Regions from separate parts of the Homo sapiens genome. Here region 1 is linked to region 2. A link is an interaction called in ENCODE POLR2A ChIA-PET data of the cell type or tissue named here. Cell type or tissue: IMR-90. All regions are shown on one strand. Each heading gives the region's core, and the rest is flanking DNA. Links, peaks and the distances in the headings are about the cores only. Region 1 overlaps DOK6 (docking protein 6). Region 2 overlaps SOCS6 (suppressor of cytokine signaling 6).

What was found. Peaks named below come from ENCODE experiments on the same cell type or tissue, not always from the same donor. Only the 100,000 strongest peaks of a DNase experiment are listed, where the experiment ranks them.
Region 1: POLR2A ChIA-PET joins it to region 2 with 8 read pairs; 1 of 35 experiments calls an interaction of 5 or more read pairs at or near these places.

The regions. Positions count from the first base shown.
Region 1 is chr18:69,793,418-69,797,822 of GRCh38, forward strand. The region is part of intron 7 of DOK6 (docking protein 6); the gene reads left to right. Among named protein-coding and RNA genes, the nearest start is that of CD226, 150 kb to the right of the region's middle. In IMR-90, for the core only: no CTCF peak of the experiment used is centred there; a DNase peak (open chromatin) is centred at 2,494.
Region 2 is chr18:70,296,428-70,300,832 of GRCh38, forward strand. The region is part of intron 1 of SOCS6 (suppressor of cytokine signaling 6); the gene reads left to right. Among named protein-coding and RNA genes, the nearest start is that of SOCS6, 9.6 kb to the left of the region's middle. In IMR-90, for the core only: no CTCF peak of the experiment used is centred there; no DNase peak of the experiment used is centred there; H3K27ac peaks cover 208 bases.

The DNA of each region.
Region 1 (4,405 bases), core at 299-4,298, 500 kb before region 2:
GACAGAAAGGCCAGCTAGTTGATTACCGCACCAGAGTTTCATAAAGTGACAATGCTTTAGTTCCACACAACTCCAGTGCCACTTTACATGTGTAATTATGGTTGCATTGACACCTATATCACAATCACAAAATAATGTTTTATTTTAAATACAATCTTTTTTAAAAGGGGAACTTAAGACTCCTAGGGATCTGAGGAAAGGGTTCAATGTAAAAATTTTCTTACTTTTAGGAAACATTGAATTAAATCATATAACTGGAACGTGACAGAGCCAGAATTTAAACCCAAGTTTTCAGAGTTCTTTTCACTACCAGAGAGAAAAGATTTCTTAGAAGAGATAGCACTTTCCCAACATCTTTTGCACATCTAGAGAGAAAGAAATAAGCACTATGGGAAAAACAAATGGTATTTTCATTGTTCCTTGAAAAAAATAACCCTACACCAAGAATTATAGGACAAAAGCCCAATGGGATATTAAAGTAAAAGCCACACTCAACGAAACTGAGGACTCTTTTCTTGTTTTGTTGAGATGCTGTGATATAGACATTAAGTTTAGCCAAATACTCCTCTTCCTATTTATTTTTATTTAACATCCCTGACAGAATTATGAAGCTTCAGATGAATACTCAGAGTGATAAACGACAGACTGCTCTCCCAACACCCTGAATGGAAATTTTTCATTTTGCTCAGTACATTTATGAAATAATCCTGTTATGTGTCTTATGGTGGTCATCACTTGGATCCTGCCTACTTTCCATGTCATTGGGGCCCCATTTTCACGTCTTCCCTCCCAAGCATCCCCAGTACTGTTCAGTTATACATAATTCTATCAAATACTCAAATTCCTTTTAGCTAGCTTTCTACAGAAGTATCTGCCTTTTGCACTGTTCTAGGGTAAGCACCCTGCCAGAGGTCTGCATTGATGTCATTAGCAAAAGGAGAAAGTAATTAAATGGAAAATGAATGCCTATTTTCAATTCCACCAAAATATGTTTTTTTAACCATTATGATTTTTCAGCTATAATATCCATTGTTTCTGTTTCGTTAAATGAGGTAGTACTTTCCCTTAGGAATACTGGCAGTGGGAACATTGACAATGTCTCTTATTTCACAGAATGGGATTTCAGAACAGATATGCCAAGTAAGTTGAGTAAGATTCCACTCCATCACCATACTCATCATATTCTACTTCCAGATAGGATGCAAAGCAGGGGTCCCAATCACCAGGCCAAAGACCAATACTGGTTTATGGCCTGTTAGAAACCAGGCCACAGAGCAGGTGAGCAGCGGGCAAGCTAGTGAAGCTTCATTTGTATTTGCAGCCGCTCCCCATCACTCACATTCCTACCTGAGCTCTACCTCCTGTCAGATCAGCGGCATGAGATTCTCAAAGGAGCATGAAGCATGAACCCTATTGTGAACTGCGCATGCGAGGGATTTAGGCTCCGTGCTCCTTATGAGAACCTAATGCCTGATGATCTGTCACTGTCTCCCATCACCCCCATATAGGACTGTCTAGCTGCAGGAAAACAAGCTTAGGGCTCCCACTGATTCCACATTATGGTGGGTTGTATAATAATTTCATTATATATTACAATGTAATAATAGAGATAAAGTGCAAAATAAATGTAATGCACTGGAATCATCCTGAAACCATCCCCCACCCTGATCCATGGAAAAATTGTCTTCCATGAAACTGGTCCCTGGTGCTAAAAGGTTGTGGGCGTCTGATATAGTTTCATTTACAATAACTCCATTATTCTTGGAGTTCGGACACCTGGGTTTTCAACCCAGTTTGGTCACTAACCTCTTAAACAACCAAGACAAGCGGATGATCATCTCTGAGCTGTACAGTTCTCATACAAGATAGACACCAGACGATGGCAAAGGCTGTTTAAGCTTTAAAATGCTTAGCCCTTCCATTTTTTTCATTCAGAATATGTTTTACAATGGGCATAGAAATCTTTCAGTCTTTAAAAACGTGATGAAGGATATGAGACTATTTCTATAGAGCTAAAAATATATTTATATTTTGAATTATGAAACAGTGTGTAGGAACATCTTACAAAACTTAATAGTAATATATTGAAAGACAGCATAACCCAGTTGCCAGAGAAAGCAGAAATCAAGACAAAGATCTTGGAACAACATTGTTTAATGTGAGAACAAGGTTCCAGTTCTCTGACGCCTGTATTCATTTAACAAATGTTTACTAAGCACCAACTGTGTGCTAGGCAAAAGGCCAGGCCCTCTTTTTAATAAAGTTCGTTCATGATACACACTGATTGATTTAATGACAGCCCGTTTGGGAATTTTCTCCATTTGGCTGGCAGGATAAATGGAATGTCTTGCAGCACTCAAAGTAAAGGTCTTTAAGGAGAAGTTTTATCTGCTTTTAACCACCTCCTAACAAGTGGGAAAGAAGAGAGAAACAACTCTATGTGTCTGTTCAGGTTTATTTTTCCTCTGAGTAATCAAACTGTGGAAAGCAGCTTTGACCACGTAGGGAAAGAGCCAGCCACTGAACTGTGATCCGAGCTCATCCTGTAACAGAGGGCCTGAGGCACTTTCTAGAAGAATGAGTTTTCTGCCTGAGTGTTTCTTTCAGAGAAGAGAGAAATGAAATGTCACAGCAATTATCTGGGCAGCGGCAGTGCAGGGAAAGCTGGCTGTGGCCAGAGTCCCAATTACTGGATTAGGCAGAGACGGATCTCAGCAACTCCTGTTGCTTCAAGGTGAGCTCAGTAACAGCGTGATGGAAAGGATGAAAATTCCAAAGAAGGGTCCTGGAAACTCACAAACGAGGCTGACTTGCTTTTGTGAGAAGGCTTTGGGATCCACATTTACAAACAATTTCTCTAATCCCCAGTTCTGCCATTCCACATAATGAGAAACTGTTACCAAAGGTCTGTCTGCAACGATAATAGCAGAGTGCCCTCCTTGCCCATTCCTTCCATTCTAATTAACTTCTTATTAATATACATAAGCCTAATACATGCTGGCCACAAGAGAGCAATTTCTATTCACTTTCACCTCTTTGCCAGCCTTCTAAGAACATGAGACAGCAGCATCTTTGATGGTACTTTGTCAGTAAGAGTTCTGATAGGTATTAACAAACCTATCCTTAAAAATAGAGTGTGCTGTGCACAAAACATAGCACACATCAATTTCAAAAAAAGACCAGTCTTTCTCATGAAATAAAGTTTATGGAAAGATTAAAGTCACTGGCAATGCCCCATCATGAATGAATTTAAAAAGTGTACCTGTCAAATTAGCTCGTGTGTACAAATACTAGACAAAGCACACATGTCCAGAAAAGAGGCACAGTCAATCTCCACAACTGTGAAGCCAGCTGCAGGACTCTGTGAGGCATTGGCTTGTAATTCTCATATGCTTGTTTCTTGAGTAGGCTAGAATATTGAAGTTATTTGATGTTACATAACTCCTCCTAAGGCTGATGTCTTGAAAAGAGGGTAAAGTTTAGATGAAATAAATCCTGAGTCTGATTCAATGTTTTTCTTTAGTAAGATTCTTGAAAAGAGCTTATATTTGATGAACTGACTAAGCTGGACTGTAGTGATAACTCTTTCTGGAAATTGTATCTGTCAATCTACTAATTTCTTTGAAGTTAATCGATTATTTCCAATTACTAACTTACCTCCTGATAGATGAAATTGCCTGTATTTATCAGGAAATAATTAGAAAGCAATACTTTACACCTGCACAAAACCTGCCCCAAATGATAGGGCTTCTCACCAACCGAAAGGAAGAATATAAATGATTTTAAATTTAATTATGTGTTGGCATTGCTCAGATATAACTCGTCTAAGATTCTTTGAGAAGAGTTACATCTTTTTTATGGTAATGAAATGCCACCATCACTGTAGTCGGATAATTTTACCCACTGAAAATGCATATTAAATGTGAAAAATATAAAGTTGTAAAGTTGTTAGAGTGTTGCCTCAGGAAGTTAACATCTTGAGATTATATTAACCTTTACAAAATACCCTCATACATTAAGGCAGAATATAAACAAAAGCAGAGGCAGTAATCCTCTATTTTGCTAACACAGGAAAAATAATAGCCCAGTTTTTAGTCTACTAATTTTTAAAATAATATACAGAATAAATTTGACATAAGTATTATTGCAAATCAGATGTCTTCTACTTATTTTATTAAGACTTTATCACTGTTTTCCCAATGAGATGTAATTTTTCCTCTTTTGAATTGCCATAACATTTTTTTCCTTCTTTTCTTATTTGGCACTTACTGTTTTCTATTTGATGTTACAGATAACATTGCATAGAGCTCTTAGGTTGTAATATTTTCTTACTTCCTCACAGTGCTATCACTAAGCCTTATATTGTATTCATTTCTTCTTACTATTCATTCTTTCATCAAATATT
Region 2 (4,405 bases), core at 88-4,087:
ACAGTTCCTGTCTGTTGTCCCCATGGCGGATGTGGGTGTATCTGCAGGTCGCACGCTGGTCACCATAGGCCAGAACCAGGCCTAGTCCCTGCAAGAATTCCAGACGCATGCAAGGGCACAAGGAGAGTCATTGAACTGTCAGTGGGGGTCATAGTTGTAAGTGTGTTTCCTCTTGGAATATTGCAGGCATTGCTCCGTTGTCGTCCGGTTTTCAGTGTTACTGTTAAGTCACATGCCGCCAGTTTCCCAGGCAGTTGTAAGCCATTTCTTTTCCCCCTGGAAGCTTTTGGGGGACTTTTGTGTTATTGCCTAAATACTAACATTTTACCATGGTGGGTCTGGTGATTGTTCTTTTCTACTTTGGATGTGCTGAGCATTCCACAGAGCTTTTCAGTCTATAAACTTATGTTTTTCAGTTCTAGAAAAACTATTAAAATGACTTTTATAATTTCTTCCCTTTCATTTTCTCATTTTCTTTCTTTTTTTTTTTTCTGTCTTAAGCTCTTCTTCATTGGACATAGGAACTCCTAAATCCGTCTACTTATTTTCTTAGCTTTTTTCTCCATTTTTCTTGTCTGTTGTTGTTGTTGTTGTTGTTGTTCTTTGGAGGGGAGTTCCCTCAATTTTTCTTTTATTGAATGTTTACTTTTTGGCTGTGGGAGTTTTGTTTTCTAACTGTTCTCCTCACCCCCTCTTTTTTAAACAAATAGCATCCGCCTCTCAGTTCAGATTTGTGAAACCTTTTCTCAGGCTGGTTTTTCGTCGTCTTCCTTTCCAGCAGTCTTAGATTTTGGTTTACTCCAGTTTGTTTTAGCCACTTAACACTGTTGTCATCTGCCGTAATTCGCTTTGTGATTTTCTTCGTTCCTGTGTTTTTGGGGAATGATGGAGATAAAGAAGTGTATGTTTAATCAGGAGGGTTTTTTTTTCCCTTCTTTTCAACAGTTTTTGTTTGTTTTGCTAGCATCAGTGAATATTAAACCCTTCGTTTTTGGGAAAACCAGATCTATTTTTTTCTTTAAATAAAAGTAGTGTTTTCAGTTAGTGCTCTCATGAAGCCACATCTGTGTCACTGAGTTCAATTAACTTAGTCGATGAAATGCCTGCTGATCTGTAGTGGGTGGTAACATAATTATTTTAATTTGGACTATTTTAAAAGCATCAAGAGATCGCATCTTTGGGAACCCACAATAAATGGTTACTTTTGGCAATCAGATTATTGTTTTATAATACAAGTAATCTTTTCATTTTGTAAGATTTTTATATTGTTTGCTTAATAGGGATATATTATTAAATTGAATAATTATTGCTTTCCAAGATTCCCTTCAGCGCTAATGATCAATGAATGAAGTTTATGTTGGCTCTTAATGTACATTTAATAACAAATTTCATGTGGATTACTTTTTGTTCCCCAAATCTGCTATTTAAAACTCCATTCTTCATTTGGATGTACTTTAGAAATGGGGAAAAGATTATTTTAACTGAAAACTCAAATTCTCTACTGCAAATTGAATGACAAAATCTTGTATGTTCTATGTGAAAGCATTTGAATAATGGGCAAATTGCTCTTTAAATTAGAGCTTTTGTGTTGATCTGAAGGCTCTGAGAGCAGTCATAACAGTTGTGTTATTTTTCAGTTAGTTTTACATGCATGTTGCCTTTCACAAGTTAGATATTTTTGCTTTAGTAGTTCATTACATTTAAGATATTTTAATATATAAACAAATTACTTTTAATCTTAAAGCAATGAAGAAACTATTAAAACACTTTGCTACAGTACAGAATAAAAACAAAACATCTTTGTTCATAATTTGTCAAATTCTGAAAGAATCTTACCTACTTGGTAGTTTATAATTCATGAGGTCATTCTTTTTCATAGACAATTAATGTGGTGAGATTTTTAGGGAATTTGCTATATTTTTAGTTAAAATAATTTTGTTTACATTAAAATGTTAAATAATTGTTTTTTAATTTGTCATTGTCAGCTATAATCATATATAGGTGAATGGTATTAAAAGAACTATATATAAGATAGTATTTTACATTTATCATTCTGGAGGTCAGGATGTATTATATATATATCAGAAAGTATTACAATAGCTGTTTCTAAGCCACCAACTGTAATTATACCTTAGCCAATAAGGTTGCAGATGTGGACATCATTAAGGATCTTACTAGTAGTAAGTTGGGGTGCTGTCTTTTCAGTGTGCAAATGATTTCCATTATCAATGTTGCCCAGGTCTCCACTGATTTAGAGTTAAGATACCTATATTAATTTGTTGAAAAGTGTCATAGTTATTTCATAGGAGTCTCAGGCCTGATACACACAGTGGTAAAGATAAAAGGCTGATTTATTTCTTGTGATGTGTTTCCAACACCAACAACCACTTCTTCAGTGTGAAAACTGAGTGTCCAGGCTGGGTGCGGTGGCTCACACCTGTAATCCCAACACTTTGGGAGGCCGAGGTGGGCGGATCACTTGAGGTCAGGAGTTCGAGACCAGCCTGACCAACGTGGCAAAACCCCGTGTCTACTAAAAATACAAAAATTAGCCAGGCACGGTGGCACATGCTGTAATCCCAGCTACTTGGGAGGCTGGAAGGAGAATCGCTTGAACCCGGGAGGTGGAGCTTACAGCGAGCCAAGATCATGCCATTGCACTCCAGCCTGGGCAACAAGAGCGACCCTCCGTCTTAAAAACAAAAAAAGAAAACTGAGTCCAACATTTCAGTTAATTCAGACCCTACCCAGAGTAAGTACAGTCCCCACAGGCAACGGGCTGAGTCCCATGAGACTGCCCCGTCCTCAGATGCCAGTCACAAGTCCCAGGCCTCTCATACTTCTGACCGACTGGCTACAAATCAGGGGTTCCCACTACCTCCTCAGATTAGATAATTTGCTGGATAAAACTCAGGAAAACATTATTATTAAGGGCACAACTCAGCAACAGCCCAGTAGAAGAGGTGCACGGAGCAAGCACGGGGGGACGTGGAGTTTCTGTGCCCTCCTAGGGTGGCCTCCTGCCCAGCTCACCCTTGTGTGTGCAAGGTCCCCGAATCTTGTAGTTAGAGTTTCTGTAGAACTCAATCTCTAATCCTTTCCTTTTCTCTTCATTTCTCTTCAGGATAGGGACGGGGGGTCGGTGCTGAAAGTTCCACACTCTAGGCACTGGGTCTCTGGGTGACCAGCCCCATCCAGAGGCCATCTAGGAGGGCCGCTTTTAATCACAGCGTTAGCATTAACAGTTGTGATTGAAAGGGGCTTGTTTTGAACAATAAAAAATATTTCTATCTCAGGAAATCCCAAAGATATAGGAACTGTGCCAGGAACTAGAGACAAAGATGAAATATGTCTTATATCACATTTCTTTGAATTGGTTAAGTGCAAATAAGACAACAAAAAATAATATAACCATTTATATAACACTTGTGTTAGGTGTTATAAATAATCTAGAGATGATTTAAAGTATGGGGAGGATGTACATAGGTTATATGCAAATACTATGACGTTTTATATAAGGGACTTGAGCATTCATAGCTTCTGTTATTCCTGGAGCCAATCCCCCATGAATACCGAGGGATGACCGTATACGTATAAAGACAGTGATGAATTGGCATATATATTTACTACTTCTTAAATGCAACTTGTTAAAATCTGAACTAAAAAATTAAGGAGAGGTGTGCAGTCATTTAATCAATTCTTTATTTTTTTTTTTCCTTAAGACTTAGTCTCTCTCTCGCCCAAGCTGGAGTGCAGTGGCATGATCTTGACTCACTGCAACCTCTGTCTCCTGGGTTCAGGTGATTCTCCTGCCTCAGACTCCCAAGTAGCTGGGATTACAGGCACCCACCACCACACCTGGTTAGTTTTTGTATTTTTTTAGTAGAGACAAAGTTTCACCACGTGGGCCAGGCTAGTCTCGAACACCTGACCTCAAGTGATCTGCCAGCCTCAGCCTCCCAAAGTGCTGGGATTACAGGTGTGAGCCACCGCGCCCAGCCTCATTAATCAATTCTTATAAGCCAACACAAAAAGCATTTTTACATGATTGACGTTATGAATATTTGTTTCATATTCAGTTTAATAATTGAATAAGAATGCATTGAATACAATTACAGTGAAGGATGCTTAGAAATGCTCATGGGAAAGTTGTTCATTGCTGGTTAGATATCTAAGTCCGTACATATTTTTATTTTCATTGAGTCAGAAGCTTTTAGAACTGGACATGATTTAGAGATTATCATGTATTTTATATGGAGATTCACTTAGTATCCCCCTGCAAATTTAAGCTAGTGCTACCCCATACTTTTGTGTCAATAGCCTATAAAGTAGGAGTGAATCACTTGAAAATTTATTAGAACTTTTGTTGTAAATATAAATTTATTCTTAATTTAAGTTAAAATTA